Regions from separate parts of the Homo sapiens genome. Here region 1 is linked to region 2. A link is a contact called in ENCODE Hi-C data. All regions are on one chromosome and are shown on one strand. The core of a region is the stretch at or near the end of the contact, and the rest is flanking DNA. Distances in the headings are between cores, read along the strand shown. Region 1 holds the start of ACTR5 (actin related protein 5). Region 2 holds the start of MAPRE1 (microtubule associated protein RP/EB family member 1).

Region 1 (3,908 bases), core at 1,092-3,591, 5.9 Mb after region 2:
CCTCATGTGCCAAACGCTTATAAAGACCAGCCTGGGCAACATGGCAAAACTCTGTCTCTATGTGGTGGTGTGCACTTGTAGTCCCAACTACTAGTGAGGTTGAGGCTGGTCTTGAACTTCTGGGCTAAAGCAGTCCTCCCACCTCAGCCTCCCAAAGTGCTGGGATTACAGGCATGAGCCACCACACTGGCCATCCCCGTTGGAGTTGCCTCTCATATATATATAAAATAATAATATATATAATATATATATTTACCTTGGTGCTTTTCTTTTTTTCTTTTTTGTGAGACAAAGTTTCACTCTTGTTGCTCAGGCTGGAGTGCACTGGCGTGATCTCGGCTCACTGCAACCTCCGCCTCCAGGGTTCAAGCGATTCTCTTGCCTCAGCCTCCCAAGTAGCTGGGATTACAGACACCTGCCACCATGCCCAGCTAATTTTTGTATTTTTACTAGAGACGGGGTTTCACCATGTTGGCCAGGCTGGTCTCGAACTCCCGACCTCAGGCGATCCACCAGCCTCGGCCTCCCAAAGTGCTGGGATTACAGGTGTGAGCCACTGCGCCCAGCCAGTGCTTTTTCATATTAATATACATAGACACAATTCTTAAATTAACATTCACTAACTTACATTTACTGGTTTCTGTGTTCTGCTGGTCCCCCTCTTAATTAACTTAACGATGGTTACTTCAGATATCTGAACAATGGACGTGTGTTGAAAGACAACACAACCTGATTTTTGCCACTGGGCTGGCTCCCAATCTGGTTTAGGTGTGTTAACAGGCTGGGCCCGTCGTCTCAAGCCTGTAATCCCAGCACTTTGGGAGGCCGAGGCAGGCGGATCACTTGAGCCAAGGAGTTCGAGACCAGCCTGGCCAACGTGGCGAAATCCCGTCTGTATTAAAAATAAAAAAAATTAGCTGGGTGTTGTGGAGCATGCCTGTAATCCCAGCTACTCGGGAGGCTGAGGCAGGTGAATTGCTTGAACCGGGGATGTGGAGGTTGCAGTGAGCCAAGATCACACCACTGCACTCCAGCCTGGGTGACAGAGCCAGACTCCGTCTTAAAAAAAACAAACAACAACAACAACAAACACTGTTAATAGAGGTTCTTGAGATAAGTTAGGAGTTTCATTTCTCGCTTACAATATCTTTTGTAACTAATTTGATTTTATCTCTCAAACTGAAGTGTTATAGACCTGGTAGAGTAGATTCAAGGCAGCTGCTCTATTCTTTTTCTTCTTTCAAAATGGTTATGGCCAGCATGGGCAACATAGTGAAATCCCTTCTCTACTAAAAATATAAAAATTAGCTGGGCGTGGTGGTGCACGCCTGTAATCTCAGCTACTTAGGAGGCTGAGGCGGGAGAATCACTTGAGTCCAGGAAGTCGAGGCTGCAGTGAGCCGAGATCGCCCCACTGCACAAAAAAAGGTTGTAGTAAAACAACTGCTCTAATTCTTACCCCCTTAGCTAGTGAAAAGATGGAAATGCGACAGGATAGAGCGCGACGAGTGCTTTTAGGGCTAAAACTGAGTGGGTCACACACATGGCCTCCTCTCCCACCCGCTCCTGGCCAGAATTTAGTCACATGAGCGCATCTAGATCGCAGCCAGACGGATGGCCACGTGGGAGTGGGAGGTGATGCCACTAAAAGAGAGGGAATGCTTGGGGAACAATCAGCAGTCTTTTCTCAGGGTTTGAGAAAACACTGTGTCTTAGTGAGAAGACACAGTCTGTGCGAGTTAGTAAAGTGAACAGAACTGAGTAGTCAGCTCCCTAGTCAAGAAATTGAACAGTCGGCAGAGTTTGAGATTTCTTAACGTAAAGGAAGCGTCAAAAGATAAAGGACCCTTCTAGCCAGGACGCAAGACTGAGGGCGAGACAGCCACGCGGAGGCGGGGCCGCCGGCGGTCGAAGGTGCGCGCCCGGCCGACGGTGCGCGCCCGGCCGACGGTGCGCGCCCGGCAATGGGGCGTGGCCAGGCAGAGAGGCGGGGCTCCACCGAGCGCGGCGCTGAAGCTGGCAGCCAGAAAGGGGCGGGGCCTGGCGGCGATAGGCTTTGGGGCGGGGCTTCCAAACCGGGCGTCCCGGCTAGAGTGAAGGGGCGTGGGCACTCATAGGCTATTGGGGGAGAGGTTAAGAAACGTAGAATTTCGCAGCCAGAATGGGTACGTCTCAGCGATCCTGAAAGCAGCCTTGACAGCCAGAGGCGAGTCAAGTGGAAAGGCTGGCCGGGCTTCGAGAAGGGAGGGGGCATCGAGGTACTTAAAGGCCTGAATCGCGCGGCGTGACGTCGGGGGCGCGGTTTCGCGGCGTCTGGGCGGACACTGCGCCGAGGGGCGGGGCTGGACGCGCGCTCCAAGATGGCGGCGAACGTGTTCCCGTTCCGCGACGCCCGTGCCGCACCGGACCCAGTGCTGGAGGCCGGCCCGGTGGCACACGGGCCACTGCCGGTACCGCTGGTGCTGGACAACGGGTCGTTCCAAGTCCGCGCTGGCTGGGCGTGTCCCGGGCAGGACCCAGGTCCCGAGCCGCGCCTGCAGTTCCGCGCGGTGTGCGCCCGCGGTCGTGGCGGGGCACGGGGCGCGTCGGGCCCGCAGGTGGGGAACGCTCTGGGCAGCCTGGAGCCACTGCGCTGGATGCTGCGCTCGCCCTTCGACCGCAACGTGCCGGTCAACCTGGAGCTTCAGGAGTTGCTGCTGGACTACAGCTTCCAGCACCTGGGTGTCTCCTCACAGGTGAAGGGCGGAGTAGGCTGGGCTGGGCTGGGTTTGAGGGGAGGGGTGCGGTCTCGTCTCCGCTCACTCTGCTCTCGGAGAGGTAACAGTCACTTCAGTAGCTCCGATTGTCTTTTAGTCGACCAGATGCTAGGCGCTGTGGGTGTAGCAGCGAATAAAATGCTGCTCCTTGTATCTTGGAGCATACCTTTGGGCATATATGCTTGTTTGTTAAGAAGCCCATTTATTAACAAATACGTATTGAGCACTTACTCTGTGTCAGGCACTTTTTAGGCATTTGGAGTACATGTGTGAACACAAAACTTCCTGTGCTTATGGAGCTGTTAATACTATGGAAAGATATTCTAGTATGAAAAGGCAGACAGTAAACATAGAAATAGTAGATTCTACGCCGTGATAGGAGAGGAGGGAGTTACATTTTTTCAGTAAGATGGTCAGGGTAGGACTCGTGAAGGTGATGTTTGAGCAAGGACTTGAAGGAGGTGATTCAGGTAGCAAGCCATGTGAATATCTGAAGGAAAAACGGTCCAGGCAGAGGGAGCAGCCAGTAAAAAGGCCCCGAGGCAGGAGTGTGCCCTAATCCTAACTGCAAGGCTGCCTGTGTGAGGGGGAGAGTAGTACCTGAAAGAGGATGTCAGAGAGGTAGTGGAGAGGCAGATCACACACCTTATAGGCTTTTACTGAGTGAAATGGGGAGCCATGGCAGGGTGTTGAGCTGAAGAAGGACCTGACTTGTGTTTTAAAAGGATCACTATTACTGCTGTATGGAGAATGAATTGTCTTGGATCATAGGGTGGAAACAGGGACGAGTTAGGAGGCTGTTGGAATAACCCAGGTAAGGGATGATGGTGGCTTAGATGAGGCAGATAGCAGGGAATGTCATTAGAAGCAGTTGGATTCTGGAAATACTTTGAAGATAGAGCCAACACGATTTGCTGACAGTTTGGATGGGACCTTGACTTAATAACTTAAATTGACTCTACTTTCGTATTTTCAAGTAAAGATGAGATGGGAGTTTTATAATCGCCTCTGATCAGGTTTTTGATTAAGAAGCCAAAAGCAAATTCAGTCCTGCAATAAGGATTTTGGGTTCTTTTATGCTTCAAAAAGAGTATTCTGTTACCACTCATTTATTTGCCCTTTTCTTTCAAAGTAGGGCTGTGTTGATCATCC
Region 2 (4,045 bases), core at 526-3,025:
TTATCTCTTAGAGATGGAGTTTCACTCTGTTTCCCAGGCCTGGAGTGCAGTGGCGTGATCTTTGCTCACTGCAGCCTCGAACTCCTGGGCTCAAGCGATCCTCCTGCCCCAGCCTTCCCAGTAGCTGGAACTAAAGGCACGTACCACCATGATCAGATTGTGTCTTTTTTTCACCAGGGCCTGATTGGTCAGGGAAAATATTTGTTGAATACTTGAATAAATGATACCCAGACAAAAAAAGTCAGCTTGAAATCTGGATCTACCTCTGACACTGAGTGAGTCAATTGGCCTCTTTGTCCCTCAGTTTCTTTCTGCTGTAAAGTGGTGCAGTTCCTCTTTTTTTCTTTTTTAGACGAAGTCTGACTGCAACCTCTGCCTCCCAGGTTCAAGTGATTCTCCTGCCTCAGCCTCCCAAGTAGCTGGGATTACAGGCGCCCACCACCATGCCCGGCTAAGTTTTGCATTTTTAGTAGAGATGGGGTTTCGCCATGTTGGACAGGCTGGTTTCCAACTCCTGACCTCAGGTAATTCATCCGCCTTGGCCTCCCAAAGTGTTGGGATTACAGGTGTGAGCCACCACGCCCAGCCCAGTTCCTCCTTCAGCCAAGGCTCTCTTGAGAATGTAAGGGCCAGGTGTGGTGGCTCACGCCTGTAATCCCAGCACTTTGGGAGGCCGATGCGGGTGGATCTCTCGAGCCCAGGAGACCAGCCCAGCCTGGGCAACATGGCAAGACCCCATCTCTTAAAAAAAAAAAAAAAAAAAAGAGGGAGTGGGCAAGAGAGAATGTATGTACAGCCATTGGGAAACAACCCGGAACAGGACTCAGGAGGTCCTTGCTCCTGTGGACTTTACAGGAGACAGACAGTAAAGGCACAAGATGCCTTCTTATGGTACTAAGAAGAAAATATGCCGCATGATATTGCAGATGGGGGGGCGGGGGCGTCACAGAACGTGACTTTTTTTTTTTTTTTTTGAGACAGAGTCTTGCTCTGTCGCCCAGACTGGAGTGCAGTGGTGCAGTCTCGCCTCACTGCCACCTCCGTCTCCTGGGTTCAAGTGATTCTCCTGCCTCAGCTTCCCAAGTAGCTGGAATTACAGGCGCCCACCACCACGCCAGGCTAATTTTTGTATTTTTAGTAGAGATGGGGTTTCACTATGTTGGCCAGGCTGGTCTCAAACTCCTGACCTCAGGTGATCCTCCCACCTGGGCCTCCCAAAGTGCTGGGATTAAAGGCGTGAGCCACTGCACCCGGCCCAGAAAGTTGACTTCTAAGCGTTTCCCCAAAGTGTCTATTAGGTATCTTTATGATTCAATAACCCATTCTTACAGAAATTAATTGTAAGCCTGGGAGCGGTGGCTCACGCCTGTTATCCCAGCGCTTTGGGAGGCTAAGGCGGGAGGATCGCTTGAGGCCAAGAGTTCGAGACCACCCTGGGCAACACAGCGAGACCTCCATACATCTCTAAGCAAAAAAAAAAAAAAATTCATTGTAAAAGCAATTTTCTTTTTGGTTACTGCCATAGGGATTTTGTAACTGAGTCACACCGGGCCGAGGCGGGACCTCATTGGCTGCGACCGACCACGTGCCGCAGTCGCCCCGGCGGTCGGGGCCCCGCCCCTCGGCTACCGTTCTGTGGATCAGGGGCCGAGCTCCGCCCCCGGCGCGCGGCTGAGACCCTCTCTATAAAAGGAGCCGGCGGAGGATGGCGAGCCTTTACGTCGGCGCGTAACGAGGGGGTGCGTGTGAGGTCATCGCGCGGGCGGGCGGGCGGGGTCTGGCGGTTTGAACGAGACGAAGACGGAACCGGAGCCGGTTGCGGGCAGTGGACGCGGTTCTGCCGAGAGCCGGTGAGCCGGCTAGCGGGCCCGGGGGGTGCGGCTGGGGGGGCGGCCGCGTGGGCCAAGGCCGGGCGTGCGCGGGCAGGCCCTACGGGCAGCGCCAGGGCCGTTCCACACGGCGGTGCTGTTCGAGCCGGGTGGGGGAAGGGCGGGGCCGTCACCCGGCGCGCGCGGGCTGGGCCTGGGGGCGCGCGCTGCGCTCTGCTCAGGGGGCGGGGTCTCGGGCCGGAAGTGGGCTGCTGCTACGCGGGGTGGGGGTTTCTGGGCCGCCGCTGAGGTGTGGTCCCTGCGCTGCAGCGACTGGAGGTCCCAGGGTGGTTGGGCCCTGGGAGGGTGTGGGCGAGGTGGGCCGTCCTGGGAGCTCTGGGGACGCACATTGTGGGAGGCCGTGTTGCCTGAGGGCCGAGAGATCGGGTGGTGGAGTCAGACCTGGGTTGGGTTCCGTGCGGTGTGACCTTGGACAGGTGCTTTAACCGCTGTGGATCTCAGCTTCCTCATCTGTAAAACGGGGACAGTAATACTACCCACATTAAACTCTTAGCGCGATGTATGGCAGAAAGTAAGCCAGCTCTTGGACTCCCTCCTTTCTTCAGTGTGTGTTTATTGAATGCCCACTAGGTGTTGGGCACCGTGCTAAACCCTGGCTGTTTTCCCGGGAACAAAGATTTGCTCTCCAGGAATCCACATTATGATGAGCAGGAGGACAGTATAACGGGATGGTATCAACAGTGCTAGTTCAGTCCCTACTTCACAGTTGCCCTCGGATGCTGCAGGGCAGAGCTTGACCTCTGCCCCATTTTGGGGATGAGGATCCTGGGGCCCATTGAGGGAGGTTATGCTAGGCCGGGCATCCGCTTCTCCGATGGCATGTCTCTAACAGTAGTAATGATAATAGCAGCTCTTTGTTAGTTGGGCACTTGTTTTGTGTCAAGCACTGTTAAGTGCTCCATGTGGCTTTGTGTCTTTTAATACTAACACTGTCTTTAAGAGAGATTCTCTTCTTCCTTTTTTTTTTTTTTTTGAGACAGAGTTTTATTCTGTTGCCCAGGCGTGCAGTGGCACCATCGCTCACTGCAACCTCCGCCTCCCGGGTTCAAGCGATTCTCGTGCCTCAGCCTCCCGAGTAGTCGGGATTACAGGCGCGCGCCACCAAGCCCGGCTAATTGTTGTATTTTTTAGTAGAGACGAGGTTTCGCCATGTTGGCCAGGCTGTTGTCGAACTCCTGACCTCAAGTGATCTGTCCGCCTCGGCCTCCAAAGTGTTGGGATTACAGGTGTGAGCCACCGCGCCTGGCAAGAGAGATTACTTTCATTTTACAAATAAGGGGTCTGAGACTCTGAGAGGCGGAGTGTCTTATGCAGCCCAGCAAGTGGCTGAACCCCCACCTGGGACTTCAGTGTCTAGGCTCTTAACCTCTTTATTACACTTTCTCCCTGAGGTCCAGAGCTACACATCCAGATGTGCCCTTTGTGGTGGTGCGTCAAAGTGCCTAGCACAGTTTTTGGCACAGAGGGAAGCTTAGGACGTGATGTGCCTTTTGCTTAAGTGTTTTCATGTAGATTTTTGTTTAATCCTTACCACCACTTTGTGCAGAGATACTGTTTTACCCATTTTACAGGATGAGCCATTTGTGATGCAGGAAGATTAAGTGACTTGCCCACGGTCACATAGGTCCTTTCTGGTGGCACCTCCTTCCCCCACTTTACATAGGGCTTATTGTGGTGCCTTGAAAGTAATAGAGTGCTTTAGAGCCAGCGTTGAATTTGTATAGGTTTGGGATCTTGCTAGGAGAGCTGCTGAAGGAAGAGAGATTCCTGGGTAGGTTTGAGGGAGCTTTTTCATGGTGGTGGTGGAAACCTGGATCAGGAAGCCTTGTAAGGGTGAGATTTGTGTGGTAGTCATGGGTCTTCCATGGCTGCCAATGATGGAATTGTGAAGGAAGGGTGAGCTGGAGCTCTGTTTTGATTGTCAGGAGGAGCCAATTAATTGATTGAGTCGGTGGATGTTCATTGTACATCCACAGGGTGCCTAATCCATGTATTTAGTGGCTGCAGCGTTTGTGGAGCACGTGGGACCAGGTATTAATGTACTGCTAATGAAAGTTTTAAATTATATGATGATGAAAGGCCATTAATGTTTTTTGAGCTGGGGTGTGGTCAGGAGACACACATGGCTTTACCAGCTGCTTAGATTTTATAGCAGC

What was found. A loop is a pair of places that touch in the nucleus more often than their neighbours do. Pooled maps may share reads with other maps.
Region 1: a loop to region 2 is called in a pooled map, with 6 times the contacts of the local background. The contact joins the promoter of ACTR5 here to the promoter of MAPRE1 in region 2. A Hi-C loop is called at or near these places in 5 of 50 pooled maps.

The regions. Positions count from the first base shown.
Region 1 is chr20:38,746,119-38,750,026 of GRCh38, forward strand. It overlaps ACTR5 (actin related protein 5), which reads left to right and starts at 2,342. Exons shown (of 9, transcript NM_024855.4): 1 at 2,342-2,735; 2 at 3,892-3,908. The coding sequence starts at 2,361. RefSeq lists silencers at 1,818-2,087, 2,388-2,577 and an enhancer at 1,938-2,439.
Region 2 is chr20:32,818,179-32,822,223 of GRCh38, forward strand. It overlaps MAPRE1 (microtubule associated protein RP/EB family member 1), which reads left to right and starts at 1,776. Exons shown (of 7, transcript NM_012325.3): 1 at 1,776-1,850. RefSeq lists a silencer at 1,493-2,082 and enhancers at 2,155-2,824, 2,825-3,494.